Linked DNA regions of Mus musculus: regions 2 and 3 are each linked to region 1. The links are chromatin loops, found by intact Hi-C in ENCODE. Cell type or tissue: left cerebral cortex. All regions are shown on one strand.

Region 1 (5,000 bases):
AGAAGGGTTCTGAGATGTGTGGCAAGGGATTGCTCCACGTGATGAAGATTGAGGCAAGGTGAATCAGCAAGCCGGAGACCCCGAGGAACAGGGGTTTCGTTCTGCTCTGAAGTTCAGAGGCCTGAGAACCAGGACAGTCAGCCGTCGCTCTCATCTGAAGGTCAGCGGGCTTAAGAGTTGTGAAAAGCAAATTCCTCAACATGAGGCTGACAGCAAGAGACAGCATGGGCAAGGCCAAAGGTCAGAAGGAAAATTCTTTCCCACTTGAAGGAAGCAAAGCCAGGGCCCTGCGCATGTTAGAAAAACACTCTACCATTGAGCTGTGTCCCCAGCCTGGCCGAGTCATTTCAGGCTTTCAAACTGAGCTGGTCGCATAAGGCCTTACCACATTAGGCAGGTCAAAGTGATTTATTCCATTTACCAAGTAAAATACTAATCTCATCCAAGTCATATACTCAGGAGAACACCCATAATAATGGTTGACCAATATTCTATAACCCAATCAAGTGGACACACAAAGTGAACTGTAACAGCATGGCATATTGCTGTAGGTAAGATCAAGGGGACCTAGCGTACCCCTTCCCAAAAGATACCAGTGATAGAAACCATCTCCTGTCTGCCGGGATGTCACTCCTTTGTGTTACTATAGCTGAACACGTAAGCATGGTAGCCCACTGTCCTTTGTCTTTCCTAGAGAGCAAAGGAAGCTCACTGGATGGTACCCTCACTAGATAGAGATGCCTGACTATAGAAATGTGCCAAGTGATAGGGACATGAATTACCTACCTAGGTCCCAAGAATCTGATAGCTGGTCCTCTAAAAGCCAAATTGGCCATGCCTCAAGTCTTTAAAAACTGAATGTTTTCTTTTCTGTGGTTGGGGGTGGGGTGGTGTCTGTGTCTCAGTATCATGTCCAAGGTCTTAGTCCTGAAGAGGGCATGTTACATGAAGATTGCTTTTTGTGTATAATGAACCAAGAGGCTAAACATTTATTCTGTCAAATTTGACTTACTCAGGAATCTTAATGACAATAAAATCTTATAACAATAAAATTAGTGCCTTTAATCTCAGCACTTGTTCCAGGACAGCCAGGGCTACACAGAGAAACCCTGTCTTGAAAAACTCAAATAAATAGATAGATAGATAGATAGATAGATAGATAGATAGATAGATAGATAGATAGATGATAGATAGATGCTTGTTATAACACAGAAGGAAATAGGGGCTATTTCGCAAGGCATCATGACAAGTGTAATTTTGGTCCTTTGGAGTTGGTGGGGTTTTTGTTGTTTGTTCCCTTGATTTTCGAGAAGGGGCCTTAGGCTGTAGCCCCTGCTGGGCCTAAACTTGTAACAGTCCTGCCTCAGCCTCCTGGGATCTAGGCATGAGCTGCTCGCTCCCTGCGTCCAGAGGTAAATGGAAAGTTTTGCTGTATCTGTTATCTGTAAAGACAGGTTTGCCTCGTTACAGATTATGGCAGATGGCACACAGCTTCCTTACTGGTTTTGAAAGTGTGGATCCGAGTGTTAGGAACATAAAGGATATCTAATCCTGAATTTGGATGACAATTGCCAAGTTCTGAATTGAAATGTCATATGTTAGATGTGATGTTGTTCGTGGCTTTATTGGACAGATCCTGATGGCCAATTGTGAGTGTCCTTGACACTTTAAGCCAAGGGTTTCAACAGTAATAGTACTGTGGTCCACCAGGGGGTCCTAGAGCCTTTTACCATTGCTGATGGAGTTCATTGCTTGTATTTTTGGACTCCTGTGGACGGCAGCCATGGCTTCCACTTTAAGGTGTCTACTGTCTTAGGCTATGAAGCTAGCTAGCTCCCCCCCCCCACCCTTTTTAAGGTTTTGAGTTTTTTTGAGAAGGTCTTGTGTGTGTGTGTGTGTGTGTGTGTGTGTGTGTGTGTGTGTGTGTGTGTAGCCCTAGTTGTCCTAAAACTTACTCTGTAGAGCAGGCTGGCCCTGAACTCAAAGATCTGCCTGCCTCTGTGCTGGGATTAAAGCCATGGCACTATCGCAGGCCTTTTGCCTCTTAAGTGGTTTAAACACTTAGGCACACAGCGCCTCCTCCTTCTCCCTCCTTTCATGTGATGCCTCTCAGAAGAAGCAAAAGAGAAGACTGGATTGGTAAGAGACACAGACTCCTCAGGAATTCTCGTCCTCGTTTCACATCACTTGAAACTGAAAGACCCACAACGTGAGGACTCCCCCACGTTCTGACTCAGGAGAGGCGACACCCCAAAATCACCCACAAGAAACGGGTCTTGCTGCAAATTGCAAGAGGATTTTTATTCAAGAGCGCTCTCGGGCCCATGGTCATACACCACGCAGGGGTAGAGGACCGTGGCGCCCCGAGTAGCTGGGTAAGGGGGTATTTAAAGGAAGAAACCGAAACTCAAGGAAGTGGGGAGGGCGTTGTTGGAAGATACCAAAGATACCAGTTAAGAGTCACAAGGAAGTGTAAAGTTACAAGAGTCACAAGGAATACCTGGTAATTGTTAACTCTCAAGACAGCTTCTAAGAGCCCCTAACAATAGCACATTTGCATTGCAGGTTCTGGGTGACTTTCTTTGAATGAGCACTCTTTGAACCCAGGAAGCGGGTGGGTCGCTATCTCTTTTATGATTAGCATACCTTTACAAAGGCCACATTCCCAAGCCTGGGCCTAAAGGCCTAGAATTCTGTTTTTACGTTGTTGTACTTTCAAAACTTGACAACGGTTGGCCAGAGATGCGCTTTTGGCCGAAGTTGCTTTCTGTTCAGACAGGTGGCCAAGAATCAAGTTTTCTTGTGGGTGTCCATTTTGTGTGACCTTGAGCTGCAGCTCTGCAGTTTTCCACTTCGGTCAGCAGGGGGCAGGCTATCCCTGACTCCCTTTGGGCTCTTGGCCTTCTATCCTAGAACTGCAGCCAATCCCAAGTGAGAAACTCAATCTCATCCAAGTCTCAAGTCTCCATCAGCCTCCAAATCTCAGCTCAGATCCCAAATGAGAGACAGTTCCCCAGGCAACCACAGCCTCGAGCAGAGCACAGTGGGAAAACGTGTCCCTCAGACCTTGGCGTTTAGGTCACCATCCCAAGCTCCTGGCGGACGCTGCCCAAAGGACAAAAGGGAATTCTGATCTGGGCCTCAGATTGCCCCTCTGGGAAACCACATACTTACCAGAGGGTAGCTATCCGTTCTGCCCTAGCTTGTTTTGTTTTGTTTTGGTTTGGTTTTGGTTTTGGTTTTCGAGACAGGGTTTCTCTGTAGCCCTGGCTGTCCTGGAACTCACTTTGTAGACCAGGCTGGCCTCGAACTCAGAAATCCGCCTGCCTCTGCCTCCCAAGTGCTGGGATTAAAGGCGTGTGCCACCACACCCGGCCTGCCCTAGCTTTGCCTAGACCCTTGCCCTATCAGCTGGTGACTTTAGTAAAGGTTAGTTAGGGTCCAGGGGCTGGTTTGTTTGCTCCTTGTGCTCTGCTCAAGACTGGAATGTTCTGGATCATAGCAAAACCAGCCCCCACTGCCTGATACAGAGTGGACCTTCTAATAGTTAACCAAACAAGCTAGTTTTACTAAATAGAAGGCCAGGCTCAGGGTCAGCAAGAGAACTCAATGGGTAAAGGTTGTCAAACCTAACAAGCTGAATTTAGTTCTCTGCAAGAATTTATTCCTGCAAATTGTCCTCCGACCTTCACTCCCCATCCCTCTGTGTGTGTGTGTGTGTGTGTGTGTGTGTGTGTCATTAACTCATATATCTCTCCCATCCATTCCTATACAAAATTTAAAACCTTAAAAATGTATTTAAAAAAACAACAACGCAAAGGCCTGGCACACAGTGTGAAGGCAGGGGCGCATTGAGAGTGTGGGTGGAATTGGGGCTCACAGACTGGGCATCCATCCAGCACAATGGGAATCTTTCAGCTGGCCCCTCAGGGCTGTGTGCTGCCTGGAAGCACTGGGGACATTGGGGACATTGGGGACACAGTGTGCATGTCTAAGATGTGCTGGGAACCGCCTCCACCCTGGCCCTGTGGAACACTTTTCTTGGTAATTTTCCTGTTTTGTTCTGGGAGAATATCCTAGCGATGATTTACAGCAGCCAGCTCCCTTCCTGAATGACCCATGATCTGTAGCTGTGGAGAGGGATGGGCTCAGAGGAGACACGAATATCACTTCCAGCCCCAGTGAGGACACTGTGTCTCTAGCCTTGAGTTGTGTGTCTGATGCCAGGTACCAGAGACCCAGGGCAGACTTTACACCATGAGGACTGGGAGGAAAGGCACAAATTTAGGAGCATAAAGGGAAGGGGATTCTGATAAATGACAGGTCCCAAGTCAATATTACCTCCTTCCAGGCTCAGATACTAGCAAAGAGGGGTGCTTCTTAAGTCCCCAGATACAGCCAGAAAAGGGCAGAGAGCAGCAGCCTAACACACCAGCCCAGAGACCAGATTTGATCTCACCAGACTCTGAAGATCTCCTTCAGTATCTGCTAGCCATCCTTCTCCAGGGTCCTGAAGGCCACGCGTAACATCTTGTACCCCTACCATGATGCCGCTAATGACCTTATCATGTTTGCAGGGGCAGAAACCAAGCCATGTGCTGCCAGTGTCAGAATCCTCTGTATCTGCTAACGATCCTATAGCTCCTGCTCCAAGACTCGGCCTCCTTCTTGACACCATCCTGGAGACTTGCTTGTGAGTGCCACGCCATTACCCCTGTCACCTCTCACTCTTTCCACACCCTATCCATGCCTCCCCAAAGACTTTTAGTGACAACCAGTGTGTGTGCCAGCTGAGCGATGCGCATCTCTCCGGTTTCCTTCCCCATCCCGATCACTCTCCTCTTGAGCAGCTGCAATAGACAGAAGCCGCAGGGGTCTGGGATCTCCCTTCTCCTTCCCCAAGAACAGGGATGGCTTGGAGTTTTATCGCCACCAGGCTGCAGGGCCATCTTAGACATAGGTGCTCCTCGGTTCTGTCCCCTACTCTCTGTCAACAGCAG
Region 2 (5,000 bases), 67 kb after region 1:
AGGCCTCACCCCAGTGCCAGATGGACCGTATGATTGTCCAAGAGATGTACAAGGAATTCCCGGACCTGGGAGAGGTTCCCAGCTAGCACTTCTCTTTACTCCCTTCTCTGCAGCCCTGGGAGGGTGCAGAGAACTCAGGGGCTTGGCTCTAAGGATGTTCTGCACCGACACTGCGAGGTGATAAAAGATTAGAAGGGACCTGAGCCGGGCCCCTTACCTAAAGGAGAGTCAGGGTAAGGGGCCAGATGTAGGATTGGGGACCACAGTCTGGGAACTGTATTGGGGCAGAGGAAATGCGCAAGGCTGAATACCCTCTGTTTGCTGGTAGGCTGCCTCTTCAGCATGCCACCCCCATCCCCCACTCCCATGTGCATACCCAGAGTCCTGCTGCTGCTCCAGGCTGGGCTGCTGCCATCCCTACCTGCTGTCTGGTCTGAGTCTTGACCCTCAGCAAGCCATGTCCTTAGGGTGAGGGAGGCACCTTCTGCCAGCTCTGTTCTTTGCCTTAGCTTTGCAGTGAGTGTTGCTCATGTGCAGCCCTTCCCCCATAGGGACTGCTGTCCCCTGACCCCCTGCTTTCAGCCCCAGAGGCCTTGGCCAGACTGTTGCCTTGAAAGTGGGATCCTAGAGACAGGCCATCCGTCCTGCAGCCCCATGGAACAGGATGATGGTGCTGAGAAAGCCAATGATAGAATCTATTTTCTCTGGAAAAAAAAAAAAGAATAGGCCAAAAGCCATGTGTATTTTCCTATGTACTACAGCTCACCTTCAGAAATAAATTACAGGCACCAGGAGCTGGGCTTCCCTGTATGATGATGCGGGGAGACGACGGGGAGGGTGGCGGGGGCTCAGGACCTCACAGCTCCAGCTTAAACTGCTATCTGCAGCCCAAAGAGGTGATGGTCCTTGACCAGACTGGCCTCCCTGCTGTGCTTCCTCTAGGGCCCAGCGGCAGGCAGCCACGCACCCTGGGACACACCTGTAGGTATCTTTCCCTTTTGGGTTCCATTCTTATCTTCTTGGCCACTGTGGTGCACACCTTTAATGCCAGCACCTGGGAGGCAGAGACAGACAGATACTCATACTCAGCCTAGTTTACATAATTCCAGCCATCCAGGGCTGTACAGTGAGAGCCTGTCTCACTAAAAATACAAGTAAAATAAAGTTGTGGAGTCCCGCAGTTCCAGCTAGTGTCCGGTGCTCCCTTTCTCTCCCCCCCTCCTCCCTCTTACACGATGTGGCCTGAGCCTGAGCCTCACACGTGCTCCCTGCATGGTCTTAGGCCGAGCAGGCACCTCTCCCAGCTCTGCTCTCCCTGAGCATGCTGCTGGCTTGATTACCTTCCTCTTGTTATTTGGTCCACCATGATTCCTCTGTTTTGAAACCTCAGCGGATTTTATAATTTTTATATCCTGGAAGAATATGTTAACCAGGGTGCAGTTAAGTGTGTCTTCCCACTTCATTAGAGGCAGAGACTGATTTAAAGAGAGAGAGAGAGAAAAGCCTGTTCTCTCTCAGATCAGCACAGTAGTTCTACTAAGAGTGGTCAGGGAACAACGAGGGCCCATGGGCAGCAGCAAAGGCTGGTTCTTGAGGCGCTTCTTACTGCAGCTCTGTTCCTCATACAGATCTGCACATGCAGGACTGTAGTAGGCTGCTGAAGGCAGGGACCGGAGAGATGACTTAGCTGGTAAAGTGCTTGCCACCCCAGCATGGAGGCCTGAGTTTAGATTCTCAGCATCCGTGTAGAAAGCCAGGTGTGGTGGCACGCACTTGAGTTTAATCCCCAGGTCCACATGGGAGGCAGAAAGAACCAACTGCAAGTTGTCCTCCACGTGGTGTGCTGTGCTACGTCCCTATGTACACTCAAACACACAAAATAATTAAATGCAATTTAAAGTGGAAGGTGAAGAGATGGCCCAGTGCTTAAGAAAGTAAGAGCACTCACATTCTTGGGGAGGACTCTAGTTCAATTCCACCACCCACATCAGGAGACTCCCAACCCTCCTAATAACTCCTCCAGCTCCAGGAGGTCCAGTGCCCTCTTCTGGCCTTTCCCAGCACTGCACAAACTCAGTAACTACATACACACATGATTAAACATGAAGAAAAAATCTTAAGTAGAGGGGCTGGAGAGGTAGCTCAGCAGTTGGGAGGATCAGCTGCTCTTGAAGATGACTCAGTTCGGTTCTTGGCACCCACCTAGCGGCTTACAATCACCTGTAACTCCACTTCCAAGGGATCTGGTGTCCTGTTTTGACCTCTGCCAGCACCAAACACACATGTAGTGGACATACATCCATGCCAGCGAAAAAATCATACACATGAATATTTTAAAATGTAAATAGAACTTTAAAGGTGCACAAAGCAATAGAGAAAAACACTCGCTACCACCGTCCAGCCCTGCCCCGCATACAGACGCTCACACACAGAATTCACGCAGCAGGCAGGGCAGAGGCTCAACAGTTTCTCAGCAAAGGGAGGCAGGGACATTTCAAAGGAAAACTGAGGTAGAGGGGATCTTGGCAACCTTCCGGGCACTGTCCTTCCTTAGCCATTGGCTCTGTCACCATGCTGAGCTCACAGGCTCTGGGTGAAGGGCCACAGCCTGCTCCCTGCTCTTTGCCCTGAGATAGTTTGCCTCCTCTGTCACATCCAAAGTCAGTGACACTGAGTTCCAGCCACGACTGCTTTCACTTGAGTGCTGCAAGCAGGAAACCATTACTCTCAGGAGATGAGAGAAGACAGAGAAAAGCAGAGGGTTCCCAGGAAGCCGAGGCAGGAGCCCTGGGTGGCATCTGCTGTTTCCTGTGATGCGCACTCTGACTTTGTGGGAAGAGCTGGGCTGCCCTGCGCTTTGAGGGCTGGCTCCTAGATAAACAGTATATAGGTTTATGGAGCCCACCCTCACATTTGCAGGATTATCCAGGGGGTCCAGCATGTTTGTAGAAGATACAGAAGTTCTGGCCAGGGGCGCACATAAATACTGGGTACCGTTCCCAAACATTCCAGGGGTGGGGAGAGCAGGACTCCAAAACCCCCTCAGCAAACGCCCTGCAATAGTTTCACATCATAAAATTGTAGCTTAAAAGGTGGGTTCCTGTGGTTCCTGTCGGGAAGAGGAGTTTGTGAGACAACACCTCTCCAGCTGTTTGGAAGGGTCAATGTGGGATGTGGCTAGGCAGGAGAGAGAATGAGGGACAGAGAACACTTAGCTCTGCCAAGAAAGGACAGTGTTTGGATGGTAGAGAGACGCAAACAGGAGCAGTAGGAATCTGTAGGTTGAGCATTATTTTGAACCAGAAATGGCACCTAACGTGGATGCATAAAGGTCTGGCCCATGTGGGACATGCACTGAACCCCACGCTACTCCTGCACAACTTTTTTTTTGAGGGGTAGAGAGTCCAGCTCTGTCCTCAAAAGACATTGACTGAGGCTGCAATGAGGAGAAATCTGATTATTTTTTCTTTTAATATGTCTGTGTGCGCTGTAGTGTGTGTGAGCACTCGTGTGCAGATGCATATGCAGATAGAGGCCCAAGCCCGGTGGGCGTTTCCCCCATAGCTCCTAGCCTTATTCACTGAAGCAGAGTCTCTCAGTTGAACCCAGAGCTCAGCAATACAGCATGAATAGCAATACCGCTAGTATGCATAGCCAGATGTTTCAAGGATACCCATCTGCCCTCTGAACTTGAGAATTGTGAACAGGCTGTCACATCCATCCAATATTCACGTGGGTGCTGGAGATCTGAACTCTAGTCCTCACACTTATATGAGAAGTGCCTTAGCTGCTGAGCCATCAACCCAGTCTTTCCCCCTTTTAATGGAAGAATAGCACACCATGATAAGTGCAATATTCAAAGACTTGCACCTTTTCATTAGTTTCCTGGCTATTCAATTACTTTCCATTGTAATGCTTATTTAATCATTTATCCATATATCTACTGATTTGTGTATTTTTATAGATTTATTTCTTTATCTTATGTATGTGAGTACACTGTAGCTGCACATAGTTGTGAGCCTTCATGTGGTTGTTGGGAATTGAATCTAGGACCTCTGCTCGCTCCTGTTGACCCCGCTTGCTCTGGTCAGCCCAAAGATTTATTATTATTATATATAAGTATGCTGTAGCTGTTTTCAGACATGCCAGAAGAGGACGTCAGATCTCACTGTGGGTGGTTGTGAGCCACCAGATGGTTTCTGGGATTTGAACTCAGGACCTTTGTAAATGCAGTCAGTGCTTTTACCCGCTGAGCCATCTCACCAGCCCCTGATTTGTGTATTTTTATTGACTTATATATGTATTCAACATGAGTCCTTAAATTTTATACTTATATATAGTCAGTCAGTCTGTCTGTCCGTCCGTCCATCCATCCATCCATCCATCCATCCATCCATCCATCCATCCATCCAATCTATCATCTGTCCATCAAGATCTATGTTACCTTAACATGAATAACTTTCCTATTTCAGTCTTCAAAGAGGCTGAGTCTGTAGGATCACAGGACTGCAGTGGGTTGGTTAATATTCTTTTGTTGTTGTTATTGTTGCTATTGTTATTTGAAACATGGTCTCACTATCTAGCCCTAGCCAACAGGTAACTGATATCTTACTATCTCAGCCCAGTACTGGGACTGCAAGTATGTAACAACACACCTGGCTGGCTCCCTTCTTAATATTGCCACTGAATAAGAATAATTTGTTCACTGGAACTGGGTGTGGTAGCACACACTTTAAATCCCAGCACTCGGGAGGCAGAGGCAGGTGGATCTCTGTGAGTTTGAAGCCAGCCTGGTCTCCAAAGAGAGCTCCAGGACAGCCACCAAGGCTGTCACAAACATAAACCTTGTCTCAAGAAACAAACAAACAAACAAACAAACAAACAAAGCTAATTGTAATGTAGTCCAGTTTATTGATGTTTTTCATTTGTTTGTTTAGTACATTTTTATGTTTTATTAAAAATCATTTCTTTAGCTGGGTGATGGCACACTCCTCTAATCC
Region 3 (5,000 bases), 55 kb after region 1:
AGAGTGGGGAGTGAGCTTTCTGGCTATTCCAGGACCTGAGAGACTCTTTGTGTCCCCCTACAGCTGTGCTGTCGGGAAGCAGGCCAGTATGGCTAGGTGTTGGCCTCTGCAGCCTGGAGCTGATAGACAGTGGCCCCTGTGACCCCCTCCCCCCCCCCCCCCCCCGCCTCCAGCCTGAGCCGGCCCCAGACGTGCTCAGAGCCTTTTATTTATTTTAACTGTTTCTTCAACATTCCACATTTGATGATGCAGATACCTCTTTCTTCCCTGAGTGTAAATGTTCTAATACAGATGTTTTGTTTATTGTATACAGTGCTGCTGTCGTTCTTTCTAAGCATGCAGACTCCTCCCAGCCTGCAGAAGCCTTGCCTTGTGGTCTCCTAGGCCTGGCACCCACTCATTACAAAGACTTGGCTTTGTCTAAAGTGTCCCAGTCTAGCACTACTTAGTCAGGTCACTGTGGTTTGTGCTGGCTTGGTCTCTACCACCCTTACACAAAAGTACAATTGGTATAGGCTTTCCCATGGCCCTGTGCAGCATAAGGAGAAGCTGGACAACAGGTGCTCCAACCCTTGTTTGGGTCCAGCTTTTTATTTCTCCTTGGTAACTGGCAGCAAGAAATTAATTGGCTGGCCATAGTAATTCAGATATCCTGGACCCCATGGTGGGGTTTCAAGTAGCCACAAGTCTCTGGTCTGTTGGTAGCCATGGACAGTCTTGGCTTCAACACCTGCTACCACTCCTACTCAGCAGTCCCATAATCACACCAGCTTCATCCTTTACAAAGACCAGTCAGCATAGCTCCAAAGAGCTACCACTACTTTGTGCCTGAAAGCTTCTGTAAGTGTGTGTGTGTGTGTGTGTGTGTGTGTGTGTGTGTGTGTGTGTGCACTGCCAAAAATTGGCAGAAACATTTGATAAAGCCAGGGTCTGGATATCAAGTTCTTGTCTTGGCTGAGCCTTCTGGCAGCTCCCCACATCCCACTGGGCCTACCTCCACCATGCCTAAAAATAGATTAGCGAAGTCTAGGTGTAGTCTGGCTCATCTAAGTACTCAGGCAGAGGGAGTTGGATTGCTGTTAGTTTCAGGCCAGTTGGTGCTGCTAGTGTGACCTTGTCTTTAGGGGGAAAAAGCCAGGTGTGGTGGCACCTGCCCTAAGTCCCAGCATTTGGGAGGCAAAGGCAGATGGATCATTGGATTTAAGGCCAGCCTGGTCTACATGGTTCCAGAACAGCCAAAACTACACAGTGAGACCTTGCCTTGGAACATTGTCTGATGGTGTGTATATCCTGTGCTCCTTAGATTAGTGGAGAGTATGCAAGGATCCTTTAGGCCTTCTTCACTACGACCGAGGGATGCCAAGGATTTCAAAGATGTGGATGGCTAGGCTGAATATTAAACTGAAGGTCAGGGATGCTTTTTCTTTCTTTGAGACGGATTCTTACTATGAAGCCCAGGCTGGTCTTGATCTTGGCTTTCTACAGCTCTGCCTCCTGGATGCTGGGATCATGCCACCATTCAGAACTCAAAACATGCTTTTTAAACCTCATGTGTTCAGTCCCTACCCTATCAGCCTTCTGCCCTAACCATTTTTTTTCCCCAGTGCCATTTGTGATGTTGGGGCAGGACAGGGTTGGTAACAGACAGCCTTTTAAAACAGGAGATGCATGTATACACGCAGTTTGATTCGTTATGAGTAAATATGACCTTAGGTCATAGACTTAAATCCTTTTGTAACAACAAAAATGGCAAAAGGATAGTCATTGACAAGTTGGGGCGTGGTCCAGAAGGGAGTGTTCAAATAGAACAGATGCAAGACTCAAGATAGGAAAGAAGCCAGTATATATGAAGGGAGTGTATATGTGGTGGGTAGCAAAGATGCATTCTGGACAGTACAACCTGGTTTTGTCCCTTGCCCTCCACACTTGTCCACCACCTCAGCGACAGAGTAGGGACTTTGTACTAAGGCACTGTGAGGCCTAGATGCGCTGGGGAGACCCCTCCCCAGAAAGAACTTCCAAATGTCTGATCAGGATTCCTCAAAGCAAAACACCATATCCCCGTCCCCAGGGACGCACTGGCTATAAGCATCCTTCATCAGGAGGTGGGAAGGAACGCAGCGCTTGCACCTGAGCTGGGAAAGGAGGAGGAAAGCCAGGGAGAGGGAGTTAGGACCCTAAGTCAGCTGACTGGAGTCTGAGGCCTGAAGGAACTGGAGACTCCCACCCCGCCCCGCCAAACCTCTCTCGGCCGCGAGGGGGCGCGGCGCTCCAATACTGGAGCCGACTCGCTCCTGGGGCGGGGTTCCGGCGGTCGCGCATGCGCACGCGCGGCGTGTCACGGGGCGGGGCGGGGCAAGCGCCGGGCGGCGCGGCACTCAGGGCCTGGCTTCCCGGCACCGCAACCTTCGTCGCGTACCCAGCCCCGGCGCTTCGCGGCCCGGCCCGGCCCGGCCTCATGTACCGCGCGCTGTATGCGTTCCGCTCCGCGGAGCCGAACGCCATGGCGTTCGCTGCAGGCGAGACCTTCCTGGTGCTGGAGCGCAGCAGCACGCACTGGTGGTTAGCAGCACGGGCGCGCAGTGGCGAGACCGGGTACGTGCCGCCTGCCTACCTGCATCGCCTGCAGGTGAGTGTGTCCCTCCGTCCCAGGCCTCTCGACCGAACCCCTTCACCAGCACGCAGAACCGATCCAGGAAGCTCAGTCAGATTCTTCGGGACTTCTACCAGACAAGGAGGTTGAGACTCTGACCTTAAGTCCCAAGAGCCGTAAGGACTGAGACCCCTCCGGAAGGGCCGTCAACACCCACCCGAGACTAGGCCTTTGACATTTAACCGCAGGCCCGTGAAAAGCTTAATTCTGGAACAGGGACTCTCTGTCATCGATAATCAGAGCCTCCATCTGCATTGAATTCTCGAGCTGGATCCAGAGACTTCCAGTCCATTCATTATCCAAGTCCCTTAGACCTCCAAACCCTATTCGTTCCCCTTTCCTGAATCCCTAGGATGCCCATCTCCCATCAATCTGTAGCCTCCACCTTTAACTGTAAAGATCACCGTGCCCACCACTGACTGTGCCACCTCATACACCACCTGTTTCCTCAACCACCCTCCAGGTTCTTAGTCCCCACCCCACCCACACACTTGGACCCCAGAGCCACAGGCATTCCTGTCCCTTATGCGAGTCCCAATTCCTGTAGTATCTCTGTATCCCGAACCCGCCCACCTATCAAGCTCTCCCCAAGGACAATTCCCCAACCCTTCAGGAACCAAGGCCCCTGGCCCCTGCTGATAGACAAGGTTCCCTGGCACAGCCCCCACTTCTCCCAAGCCTCCACTCCTGACTTCTCTGGTTTCCTTCCTCTGAAATCTGGGCGCTCCATCCTGGAATGGGAGCTGTCCACACTGTGAGGAAGTGAGCCTCCTTCATGGTTTCCCGTTCTGAAGATGGCCTGGTCCCCTTCCAGTGGAGCCTGCTCCAGTTCCTGTTTGCTCAAGAGTAGTCCTGCTGCAGTGTCTCCAGCTAGCCTATTCTGACTGCAGGAGGAAGGGGACCCAGGGCAGTCTGGGCTATTCCAGACTCATAGTCCCTAGCTATGGAAACATCCTGTCCCAGCCCAGTTAAGGACAGAAATACTGTGATAAATTTGGAAATGTCATCTGGTCTTGCTAAAGACGAGGGACCCTTGGTTCTAGGGTCCTCCTCACAGACTCTCAGTCTCCTCTAGAGGTGTTCAGGTGAGAAAAATCTAAACTGTGTCACACCCAGCTCAGCTTTTTGAGCACCCAGGTCTCTTTGGAGACTTTGAGGAAGCCCTGCCTCTTTGTCAGGCCCTGTGGAGCCTCTGCTCTAGCCAGGGTCAGTGGGGCTGGAGGGTTTGGGAAGGAAAGATCTTTCTCGGATCACTTCCTGTTTCTTTCGTCATACCCCTAGTCTCAGTTCCCCCGACTGCGAATTTCTGTCTCATTTTTACTCCACCTGGTGTTTGCCCTTCTTTTTCAAAACTTTCCCTTTCTGTCGCTGTTGCTGTCTCTCCCTGCCCCGCCCACACACCTTCTGCCATCTGAAGGACTTTGCTGACCCCTATATTTATTTGGCCCTATCCAGGGAAGCCTCTTAAACTCACTCCGGAACTAAACACGGTGACTTATGTGTACAGTCTGAGGCTTCGGGAAGAGTACCTTGAGCTCCAGGCCAGCCCTGGGCCACATAGCCACTTCCAAACCAGCTTGAGCTGCAGAGATTCTCATCTCAAAAGACCAGCCACCCAGCCAACTAAAACAAACGGGACTGTACCCTAATGTGTGCTTAGGTCTGTTCTGGGGTTCCTGTCCCGCAGCTGGCCAACCCCACCGCTGTAATCCACACCTCCCTCCATGCCAGACAGTGGGGTAGAACGGACTCCTGGGTTACTGAGGACGGCCACACAGGCAGGAATCAGGCCAGTCTCTCAAGTCCCTCCTTTGTCAGAAGCAGAGTGCCTTCCCAAAGGTGGTCTGAAAAAGTGGCGGGACAGCTTGGGAGGGTGGAAGGAAGGGAGGTCCTTTTGACCCGTTTTTACCTCCCAGCGCTTGGGAAGGTCCCTGTGGGTGGGAAGGTCCCTGTGGGGACAGGGCTGTTTTGGAGTGTGACCTTGGCTTTGTGAAGGAGCAGCATCCAGAGTGACTGATTAGGGATCCCAGACATGAGAGTCTTCCCTTTTGGCATCTCATGCTGGGCTCTGAGCCAAGCCCAGGGAGAGACTAGGTTTGGACTCCTGGTCCCAATCTGGGATTCCTATGGTTTCTCTCTATAGGTTTTTAGAATTGTCTTTGCCGAGAGCCTGTGTATGCAAGCCCCTAAATGTAAACTATAAAATACCATCACAGAGTCCCAGGTAACACGATTTGACCACTTCATTCTGTATTCCATTTTGGCTGTCTTCTAGTGTCCAGAATTCTAGGCTAGTTCCAGATTGGGCTGGGTCTGGGCTGACCAATCCCACTTGGCACCCAGGTCT

Evidence for each region. A loop is a pair of places that touch in the nucleus more often than their neighbours do. Peaks named below come from ENCODE experiments on the same cell type or tissue, not always from the same donor. Only the 100,000 strongest peaks of a DNase experiment are listed, where the experiment ranks them.
Region 2: it touches region 1 in a loop (7-fold over the local background); 20 of 42 quality-filtered maps call a loop at or near these places.
Region 3: a loop joins it to region 1, with 2.8 times the contacts of the local background. A loop is called at or near these places in 19 of 42 quality-filtered maps.

Annotation. Positions count from the first base shown.
Region 1 is chr9:108,750,624-108,755,623 of GRCm38, forward strand. No RefSeq gene overlaps it. Among named protein-coding and RNA genes, the nearest start is that of Gm24259, 14 kb to the left of the region's middle. In left cerebral cortex, a CTCF peak has its summit at 2,858 (motif pointing right); DNase peaks (open chromatin) are centred at 2,148, 2,915 and 3,929; H3K27ac peaks cover 281 bases.
Region 2 is chr9:108,817,660-108,822,659 of GRCm38, forward strand. It overlaps Nckipsd (NCK interacting protein with SH3 domain), which reads left to right. Exons shown (of 13, transcript NM_030729.4): 13 at 1-707. The coding sequence ends at 86. Among named protein-coding and RNA genes, the nearest start is that of Celsr3, 5.9 kb to the right of the region's middle. In left cerebral cortex, a CTCF peak has its summit at 2,046 (motif pointing left); a DNase peak (open chromatin) is centred at 2,037.
Region 3 is chr9:108,806,026-108,811,025 of GRCm38, forward strand. It overlaps Ip6k2 (inositol hexaphosphate kinase 2), which reads left to right. Exons shown (of 6, transcript NM_001379600.1): 6 at 1-308. The coding sequence ends at 14. It overlaps Nckipsd (NCK interacting protein with SH3 domain), which reads left to right and starts at 2,355. Exons shown (of 13, transcript NM_030729.4): 1 at 2,355-2,629. The coding sequence starts at 2,459. In left cerebral cortex, a CTCF peak has its summit at 2,257 (motif pointing right); DNase peaks (open chromatin) are centred at 1,045, 2,310 and 3,292; H3K4me3 peaks cover 1,531 bases; H3K27ac peaks cover 1,242 bases.